2 separate regions of the Mus musculus genome follow, and region 2 is linked to region 1. A link is a contact called in ENCODE Hi-C or POLR2A ChIA-PET data. All regions are on one chromosome and are shown on one strand. The core of a region is the stretch at or near the end of the contact, and the rest is flanking DNA. Distances in the headings are between cores, read along the strand shown.

Region 1 (4,665 bases), core at 1,287-3,786:
CTCACGTGGTTCATATACATCCACTGACATGCATACACACACACACACACACACACACACACACACACACACACACACAGTATTAAATATTTTCAAATTAGATGACTGGTATCAAAGCACTGTGGCTTTGGACTGGTGAGATGACTCAGCAAGTTTTTGCAGCCAAGCCGTGCTATCTGAATTCCTAATAGCCATGAACCCACATTGTAGAGGGAGAAACTGGTATCTGTAAACCGTCTTCGGACCTCTACCTCAACCCCACTAACACCCTGTGTGTGTGTGTGTGTGTGAGCACACATACATAAATGAAAAAATTATTTAAACCACTGTGGTCTTTAATTGTACTAGATACATTTGTAATAATGGCAATCACACTGGAAATTACACTGTTCTTATTTAAAATAATGATCAAGAACTCTGGCTTGCAGTTTACAATCCATTAGCTAAAAGCATCCTGTGGTTTACTGGAAAGTGGAGAAAAATACATTAATACTTACTGATCTTTTCCAATCTCTGAGTTTATCTTATGTGTCTCCAAAACTTTTTTCTGTTGCAAAAGTTATTAAATTCTTGAAGACTATCTTAATATCTAGAAGTTTTAATTGCAACAACTGAGTTTGATGTGTCATGTTTCTAAATCCTCACTTCACTCTTAGGAGAGGGACTAAGGCAGAAAGGCCACCACTGACTCCCTAAATTCAGAGCTGTTAAAATATAAACTAGTTTTAAGCAAAGCAATTTGTGTTGAGTAAAATAACCTTGTTTGTTTACACTGATAAAATGCAGAAAGAATATTTTGATTTTGTTTTTAAAGTGATTCCACACATTGTCTAGCATGTAGACGGGGTGTTGAAGACAACACACAGGTTAGTAATTATTCGCTTCGTTTACAACTCTGCCTCAGCAGCACAAATGAACCATGCAGTTCTAGTCTCCAGTCGCTCCAGACACTCCAGAGGAAACTTCATTTGAGCCTTTGCTTACATAACCTTATTGTATGGATTTGGGGGATGCTTGATGAGCAAGTTAAATCAAATTTCTGCCAAAGGAAACATGGGATGCTCTTTTTCTATCAGCCAAATTTCTCAGCCATTTTGCATAAGCCTTTGAAGGCTAACATCTTAAAATTTGTATTCTGTAGTAGCCTGTAAAAATCACCACCACGTTGAAAATTTCTTCCAAAGACTGAACTCCTACATCACCAAACACAAAACGTTGACCTTACCCGTATTCTTCCAGAAGCGAGTCCTCATGCTACAATCAAATACAGAAAATTCGGGAAAGTGATTCACGATCTTGTATAGATAAGTCTCACTGTCTCAGTAGTTACTCTTTGCATACCCGTTACTACTTACTATGATTTTCCTGTTTGACCTCTAAAAATCAGCGCAGTAAAAGTATATTTAACAGCGACCAGGAATTAGCTAGCTATCCACTCGACCAACAATCACAGGAGTGCTAAAAGTTAAAGAAAAAAAAAGTATTCTAATAGAACATATTTTGAAGTTACTGCTGAAGATCCCAGACCTTCTAAAACTTAACCCCACGCGCGTTAGGCCAGGTTATTTCCGCAGTCTGCTGTTAGGAGCTGGTTAGACCGCACAGGTGCGGCACCTGACGGCCTGGCTCCCTGGGGTCATCGCCACAGCAACGCGTCCTGGCCGCAAGGCAGGCCTGGGCCCAGCCTGTGAAGCATGGGGGAACCGGGCTCCTCGGGGACCCGGCGGGCGGCGCCGGTGAGGAAGGACCTCATCCCGCCAGTGCTCACTCAGCGAAACCGTAACTCAGCCTCCGCAGATACATCGCCAGCCCTGCAGCGGCATTCCGGTCCCTAACCGCTGGCCCACTGTCTGCCCGCAGGCCCTACGGCGGCACAAAGCGCGCGACCCAGAGGTCCCGCCAGTCAAAAGAACAAGCGCGCGCCACACCATATAAGGCCCGGAGCGGGCGGCCAGGCCCCGCCCCCAGGACCTGGCCCGGCCCCACTCCAGCCCCGCCCCCAGGCTTCGGCCCCACCTCCTCCCGCTCCCAGGATGGGCCTCTCTGCTCCCGCTTGCCTCCGCCCTCTCCCTTCCAATGACCTTCCCACAAAGGCCTCCGGGGCGCCTGTGTAGCCCGACAGTCACCCCAGAGTAGCCGTTACTGAAGGTCTCCGGTGGCGGAGCTGGCGAGCTCCGCCCTCCCGGGCGCGCCCTCCACCCACCCTCTCCACCGCCTCCCCGCGAGCTCGCGCTGACGCTTCCCGGGGGCGCGCTCGCCCCGCCCCCGGCCCCGCCCCTCGCTCTCGGGCGTGCCCGCGCGTGGGGGCCCCGCCGCATCCTCTCCTCCCCTCCTCGCACCGTAGCTTCTCGAGTGTGAGGCGTCCGGGACTCCTCACTCGCCCCCGCGCGCGCTGCTCGCCCGGGACCCAGCAAGGCGCAGCTCAAGCGTCCCGGGCGGGAGTGCGCGTGCGCGCGACCGCGGCTCCCGCGCTCCCTCCTCCCCCCCCCCCTCCCCGCGCCTCTATAACTTGGCGGGCAAGGAGGCGGCGCCCGCGGAGTCGGAGGGCGGGGAGCTCGGAGGAGGGCACCGGGAGTTGTGGAGACAGCCGATCGGGAAGTCGCCGCGCTCGGCCGGCGCAGCCCGTCCTCGGGTTCCTTCGCTGCCGCCCTCCGTCTGCGCCGCGGGCCTCGGCGCCGTGGGGCGGCCCGGCGGGGTGCGCTCGCCCGCCCCGGCCCCGGCCGCTGCCGCGCGCGGGCGGGATGTGGCGCCTGGTGCCCCTGAAGCTGGGCCGCCTGTCCCGTGCACTGAAGCTGGCGGCGCTCGGCAGCCTGTTGGTGCTGATGCTGCTGCACTCGCCGTCGCTGCTCGCCTCCTGGCAGCGCAACGAGCTCGCCGACCGGCGCTTCCTGCAGCTCAATAAGTGCCCGGCGTGCTTCGGCACGAGCTGGTGCCGCCGTTTCCTCAACGGCCAGGTGGGCTTCGAGACGTGGGGCCGCCTGCGCCTGCTGGACTTCCTCAACGTGAAGAACGTGTACTTCGCGCAGTACGGCGAGCCCCGCGAGGGCGGCCGCCGGCGCGTGGTGCTCAAGCGCCTGGGTTCGCAGCGCGAGCTGGCGCAGCTCGACCAGAGCATCTGCAAGCGGGCCACCGGCCGGCCGCGCTGCGACCTGCTCCAGGCCATGCCCCGCACCGAGTTCGCGCGTCTCAACGGCGACGTGCGGCTGCTCACGCCGGAGGCGGTGGAGGGTTGGTCGGACCTGGTGCACTGCCCCTCGCAGCGCCTGCTGGACCGCCTGGTGCGCCGCTACGCGGAGACCAAGGACTCGGGCAGTTTCCTGCTGCGTAACCTCAAGGACTCCGAGCGCATGCAGCTGCTGCTCACCCTGGCCTTCAACCCCGAGCCGCTGGTGCTACAGGTAGGCGCGGGCGCGGGGCTCTTCGACGCCAGAGGGAGTGCGTCCCCAACTCTCCCAAAATGCCTCTTCGCGAGTTTCCTTCCGCCCTCCCGCTCGTCCCAGTCTGGATGCCAGTGTCAGTGCGATAGCGAGCCCTTGTACCTCTTTCCGAGGACTTGGGCACCCTGGGCACACGTCCTTTGCTGTCCCGCCTGGCTAGCCTAACTTCCCCGAGTCTGTCTTTGTTTTATTTCTTAGATCATCTCCCTGTTAGTCAATCAGCTAGTTCTGGGACCAGGTGGGAAAGATGAGATCAGAGAGTGGGGTGGTGGTAAAGTGAAGGGAGCTAATTCGTGACTCGTGCTTTGCGTGGAATTAGAAGCTAGGAAATGGGGGAAAGAGTTAGATTTGGGCTGGGAAGGCTAAAGGCCAAGACGGACTTTTGCATCCTGATGCTGTGGCCTGCCCTAGTCATATGGTAATCCGGTTAAGGAAGGAATTAAAGTGTTTTTTTTTTTTTTTTTTAGGTTGGAGCTAGGATCTAAGGAAAAGGGTTTTGGCCTCTAGCCCAACTGACTTATTTGCTTTTTCTTGACTTCATTTCGAAAATAAACGTGCCTTTTAGGAGGATAGAATGGAATCGTTTTACTGGTGGCGGCAAGAAGAAAATAGATAAGAGAAAGGAATCCGGTTTATTTTTGGAGTAATTTGTTTCAAACACCCCCCCCCCCCCCGCTAAAGTGCTGTGCCCTTGGGCAGCGATTGTCCAGTAGGTGTGTGATCTCTCTTGGCTGCAAGAAAAGTTACCAGTTCTAAACGTCAAGTGCTAGGGAAAGTGAGTTTAAATTAACCACAAGTAATTGATTGTATAGTTCACGCCCTTTCTCCGCTAAGAATGTCACTAATGGCTAGAGGGTTTGGACCTTGTTTCTGTTGTTGATTAAAGTATGAATAGGAATGTACTCTATTGGTGGCTTTTTTTTTCTTTCAAGTTTTCTGCGTCTTAGTCAAGAGAAATCAGCCTTGATTAGTTCAGCCAAGCATCCTTAACACGAGTATTTGATCAGCTGAAGTTCTAATGTGAGCCTTAATAAAATTTCAAGTTGCTGTTAAGATATATGTGATAGGTTAATTTTAAAGTTCAGATGGTTTAATAAGTACTGTTTTATCTCTGATCAGTGTAAATTCAGTTAAGCTTACTTTGCAGGATTATTCTATTCATTAGTTTAGATTAGCGAGTCTCTAAGTATGACCCCCCCCACCCACTCCCACAAGCCCCCACCTCTCC
Region 2 (5,011 bases), core at 2,154-4,653, 970 kb before region 1:
CTTGAGCAAATTAACACATCTCCTGGCACCTGGTATGAGGCTATTGATCTAGCAAATGCCTTCTTCTCAGTACTTGTCCATAAGGACCACCAGAAGCAATTTGCTTTCAGTTGGCAAGACCATTAGTATACCTTTACAGTTTTGCCTCAAGGATATATTAACTCTCCTGCCCTGTGTCATAACTTAGAAGGGATCTTGATCGTTTGCCTCTTCCACAAGATATCAAATTGGTGAACTATATTGATGACAGCATGCTGATTGGACCAAGTGAGCAGGAAATAAGCAACCACTTTGGATTCATTGTTAACACATGCGTATCAGAGGATGGGAAATAAATCCAACCAAAATTCAAGGACCATCTACCTCAGTGAAATTCTTAGGAATCCAGTGGTGTGGGGCATGCAGAGATATTCCTTCTAAGGTGGAAGGTAAGTTATTGCACCTGGCCCCTCCCACCACCAAGAAAGAAGCACAATGTTTAGTGGGTCTATTTGGATTCTGGAGACAGCACACCCCTCACTTGGGTGTGTTATCAGGCCTATTTACCAAGTGACTCTGAAAGCTGCTAGCTTTGTGTGGGGCCTGGAACAGAAGGCTCTTCCAACAGGTCCAGGCTGCTGTGTAGGCTGCTCTACCACTTGGACCATATGATCCAGCAGACCCGATGGTATTTGAGGTGTCGGTGGCAGATAGAGATGCTGTTTGGAGCTTCTGGCAGGAATATGTCTGGAGTGCAGGAGATTCCTTAGGGCATCTCTTAGTACTACCATGTCCTGTGATTAAAGTCAATGGGAAACTACAACAGCATAATCCAAGCAGGATGACAAAGAATACAGACCCATCAGGAATGAAGGTATGAGTCACTCCTCCGGGAAAAGAGCCAAGACCTGCTGAGGTGCTTGCCTAGGGTGGAGGAAATACAGAATGGGTGGTAGAGGAAGTAGTTATAAATACCAGCTAAGGCCTGAAACAAGGATTATAAAGAATGCTTCTGTTTTATTTTGTTAAGAATACATTTGTCTTTCTTCCAATTTCTTTAACATCAACTGGTATTTGAGATACTAAAAGAATGTTCCCAAGGGACATTGCCCCATTGTAAATTTACAAATGCATTTGCGATTGTATGAGGAATAGTTTTATCATGTTAGTTGTATTGATGACCTTGTTATTGTGTCATGTGGACATGAGATATTATTTGTGTCAAGTTGACAAGAGGTGGATTGTGGTGGCTATTCCTGGTTGTCAATTTGACTATATCTGGAATGAACTACAATCCAGAACTAGAAGGCTCACCTGTGATCCTGATCTTGAGGCATAGTGGCTATGAAAAGCTTAGGCCCAGGCAAGGTAGTACATATGCCTTTAATCCCAGGAGACTAAGTAAGGCAAGTCCCAGATCCAGGTGGGCCACACCTTCTGCTGCAGACCTACATAAGGACATTGGAAGGAGGGCTCATCCTTCTTCGCCCGCTTGCCTTGTGGGACTGAGCAACTGCTAGATCCTTGGATTTCTATTCACAGCTGCTGCTGACCACTGTTGGGGAGTTGGACTACAGACTGTAAGTCATCAATAAATTCTCTTACTATATAGAAAATACTCATAAGTTCTGTGACCCTAGAGAACCCTAAATACAAATATTTTAAATAAAGCTGTGATATGAATGCTGTAAAGTAGGTTTCACAATCTGTTCCGAATTTATTATTGGAACCCTGCTGTTTTTAATATATAAAAGCCTCCACAGTATTGTGACTTACAGAGACAGACATAAGGCTGTACAGTGTAAAACTTGGGAATAAGGAGATTGCAAAGTAACCCTGTATATAACTGACACTGAAGAAAGGAGCAGTAGGGGAGGGAACTGAAAGAAAGAATGAACTCTGAGAGTAGGAGTAGGCTCAGGAGACGGAGTCACAGAAGCAAGTACATTTACCATACAGAAGTTGAAGTTTATTTTTTGGTTGATGGGGGTATAGTGAAGGGGGTGGGGGAGCGACCAGGGAAGCATTAGTCTAGGAGGCTACATTGCTGAACTCTCTAAAAAGGTCAATAAGCAGGGCGGTAGTGGCACACGCCTTTAATCCCAGCACTTGGGAGGCAGAGGCAGGCAGATTTCTGAGTTCGAGGCCAGCCTGGTCTATAGAGTGAGTTCCAGGACAGCCAGGACTACACAGAGAAACCCTGTCTTGAAAAAACCAAAATAAATAAATAAATAAATATCAATAAAATCTGGTGGTAGGCGATGAGGTATAAATAAGCCAGGTACCAGAGATAGAAACCGTAGTAACAGGAAGCCAACGATCAGAAAGTAACGGTTGCTATGCATGAAAGTACAGTATAATACGGTTCTGTGCCCTCCAGCCCAAATGAATTTATTTCCATTCTCAGGTCCTGTCACACATCTCCAATTCTGAGCCTCTTCTCTAGGTCTGACCCTTATCTGTAACTGAAATCTAGGTGATGGCACACACGTTTTCTCCCAGCACTTGGGAGACAGATCTCCGAGTTTGAGGTCAGCCTGGTCTACAGCACAGGGACAGCCAGGGGTGGAATGCCGACAAACTGGAAAAACCCAAATCAAACCAAACTTACTCATTCCCCGCTTCCCTTCAATTAACAAAAAGCTTAGACATGGTGGCCCAAGACTAATTCCCAGGACCTGAGGCGGGAAAATCAGCAGTTCAAGGCTATCTTCTGCTACACAACTTTTGCGACTATGCTTCAAAGAAATAGGTGCGGGTAGCCAGAAGTCTCAGAGGGAAAAAGGCACTTGCTGAGCAAACCTGCCAACCTCATTTCGATCCCCAAATCCCACCAACTCCTTCAAACTGTCCTTTAACCTCCCCACAGTTGCTAGGGCGTGCCTGTACTGCACAGTAACAATAAACATGCTCGTTTTAGAACAGCGTCTATATTACGATCCATCCCTCCCCAACTCCATGCCCAGTCTATGCAGGTACCATGCTCCGACGTCCTAAACAGTTTTTATCCTATTTCCCTGTTTTTTCTCAACTCTGAAGTCACTGCTCACCATTTTTTAACGTGAGCAGATTGCAAATTTGCCTTGCCACCAAGGCCTGTGCCCCCTGGGGGATCGTGCGGCAAAGTGTCTCGACGAACTGCCTCATCAGCTGAGGTGAGACGCTCGGCTCACGTGGCTACTGCAGTTGCTTTAAAAGAGCAGCTTCCTTCCCCCCTCAGGAAGTAGAACCCGCTCGCATCTAACGCCGGTTGGCTCTGGGAGGAAAATGACTGAATTATCAGTTGGCCTTGAAAGTCGGGTCAAGGAGAGTCCCTAAATTCCGCAGGCGCGTGACGTGACTGGGCGCCGCAATTCACCGGAAGGCGAGCGGGGTGGGCGGGGCGCGTAAAAGCGCCTCGACGCGGAAGTCACGCGGCCCCGGCGCCGCGGAGGTCTCCGTCTCGGCGTTCGGCTATTCGGCCTGGCAGCCTTTCTGGCGCGCTCGGCTGCTATCTGTTCTCTCGGTGCTCGACTCACCCGCGCTGCTGCCTCCGCTGAAGGAGGAGCAAAGCTCAAGATGGCCGACAAAACGCCAGGCGGATCTCAGAAGGCCAGTTCAAAGGTAGTTTCTTAGAGATCTCCGTCAGTCAGGGGGGTCTCTCACCGTGGTCGAGGGCCTACAGAAGCCTCTGGCCTTCGAGGGTTTCCTGGGGCGAGGGGCTGAGGCCTGTTGGCCACAGTGGGCCTGGCACCGCTGCACCAAGGTGCGCAGGTTGAGAGGCCCGAGCGCGCGTCCGTCCCGACTGGGATTCAGCCCCACACCAGCGTGCCTGGTGGCGAGCGGGGCTGGTCACCTCGTTCGGCTTTGTGGGTCAGAGCAGTGGTTCCGAGGTGGTCCGGCGTCCTTGTATCACCCCTTGCTGCTCTCGGAGGCTGCGGGCTAGAGGCTGGGAGAGGCGGGAAGGTTCCCGGTCTTAGATGCCTGTTTCTTCCCCCCTCGTCCTCCCTTCTTTACTTTGGCTCTTACTCGTTCCTGGCCTTACACGGTTTCTCTCCTTGCCGTCCAGGAAATTAGGCTGGACGGGTTGCAAGGGTGTGCGAGAGACCCGCCAGTGGAGGGCCTGGGGTTGGGACGTGCGGAGGGAGCCGCTCTCTGAGCCTCAGGGTTAGAGCCACACTTCCCATGTGATTTTCCTCCCACTTCCCGGGAAGTGAAAAGTGAACAACATCCCTCTTGAGGGCCGCAGACTCAGGGTCTCAAGCAGTATGTGGGGTTTCCATTGGAAAGGGAAACTACGGTAGACGTGGAAATTGCCCAAATGCCCTTACATGTGAGTTTATAGGGAGCCCTGTGCATTGCTTGGGAAACCGTTGAACTGTAATTAAGCGTTAGTAAGGTTGGGTTAACAATTGGTGTTAGTTGCCATTTTGGCCAGCGTGTTTAATCCCATTTATTTACTTATCTATTTTGGATTATTTTGCTTGGAGATTCTCGTCCCCATCTCGGTATTAAAGATGCCTAAGTACTGCCATAAACCAGTGGCGAGGCTTGAGATGCAGAGATAAGGAGTTGGATAACATTTAAAGAGTCTCGGAACGTAAAGTGTATGATTATCTGTTTGCATTTGCTGTTTGGTTTGAGAAACAAACCAAACTTGCTCTCTTTCTAATAAGGCTGACGTTTATTTATTTGTTAATTTTTAAATTTTTGCCATTTTGCTGAATGATTGCCCCAGATTTACTTAGCAAGTAGTAAAGGTCTTACTAGACATTCTTCAGAACTATGGGAGGGCCCAGTTCTGGTTGTCCTTACACCAGACCTTTACTGTAAGTCAGCTTCCTTTTTCTCCAGTAGTTTTTCCCCTCCTTCCCTTTCTGGGGGAGCAGGTGAATGAAGGGGTACCTCATGATGCCACTCCTCCTTTCAGACCCGTGACCAGGACAGGTACCCACATCCATAGTTACAATTTGTTTTGATATTCTTCTCAAAGCATTTAGTATTTCCTGCATGAGGCCTGGGTAGATTGAAAGCTTTTCAAAGTATGTGTTCA

The links. Hi-C counts contacts between places; a loop is a spot of excess contacts on that map. ChIA-PET counts read pairs that join two places held with the same protein, here RNA polymerase II (POLR2A).
Region 2: a map of heart shows a loop between it and region 1 (2.7-fold over the local background). The contact joins the promoter of U2surp here to the promoter of Dipk2a in region 1. A Hi-C loop is called at or near these places in 1 of 37 maps with a recorded cell type or tissue (heart). POLR2A ChIA-PET finds 5 or more read pairs at or near these places in 1 of 5 experiments (embryonic stem cell).

Annotation. Positions count from the first base shown.
Region 1 is chr9:94,535,952-94,540,616 of GRCm38, reverse strand. Dipk2a (divergent protein kinase domain 2A) reads left to right here and starts at 2,536. Exons shown (of 3, transcript NM_001033145.2): 1 at 2,536-3,398. The coding sequence starts at 2,742.
Region 2 is chr9:95,510,388-95,515,398 of GRCm38, reverse strand. It overlaps U2surp (U2 snRNP-associated SURP domain containing), which reads left to right and starts at 3,403. Exons shown (of 28, transcript NM_001357974.1): 1 at 3,403-3,582. The coding sequence starts at 3,538.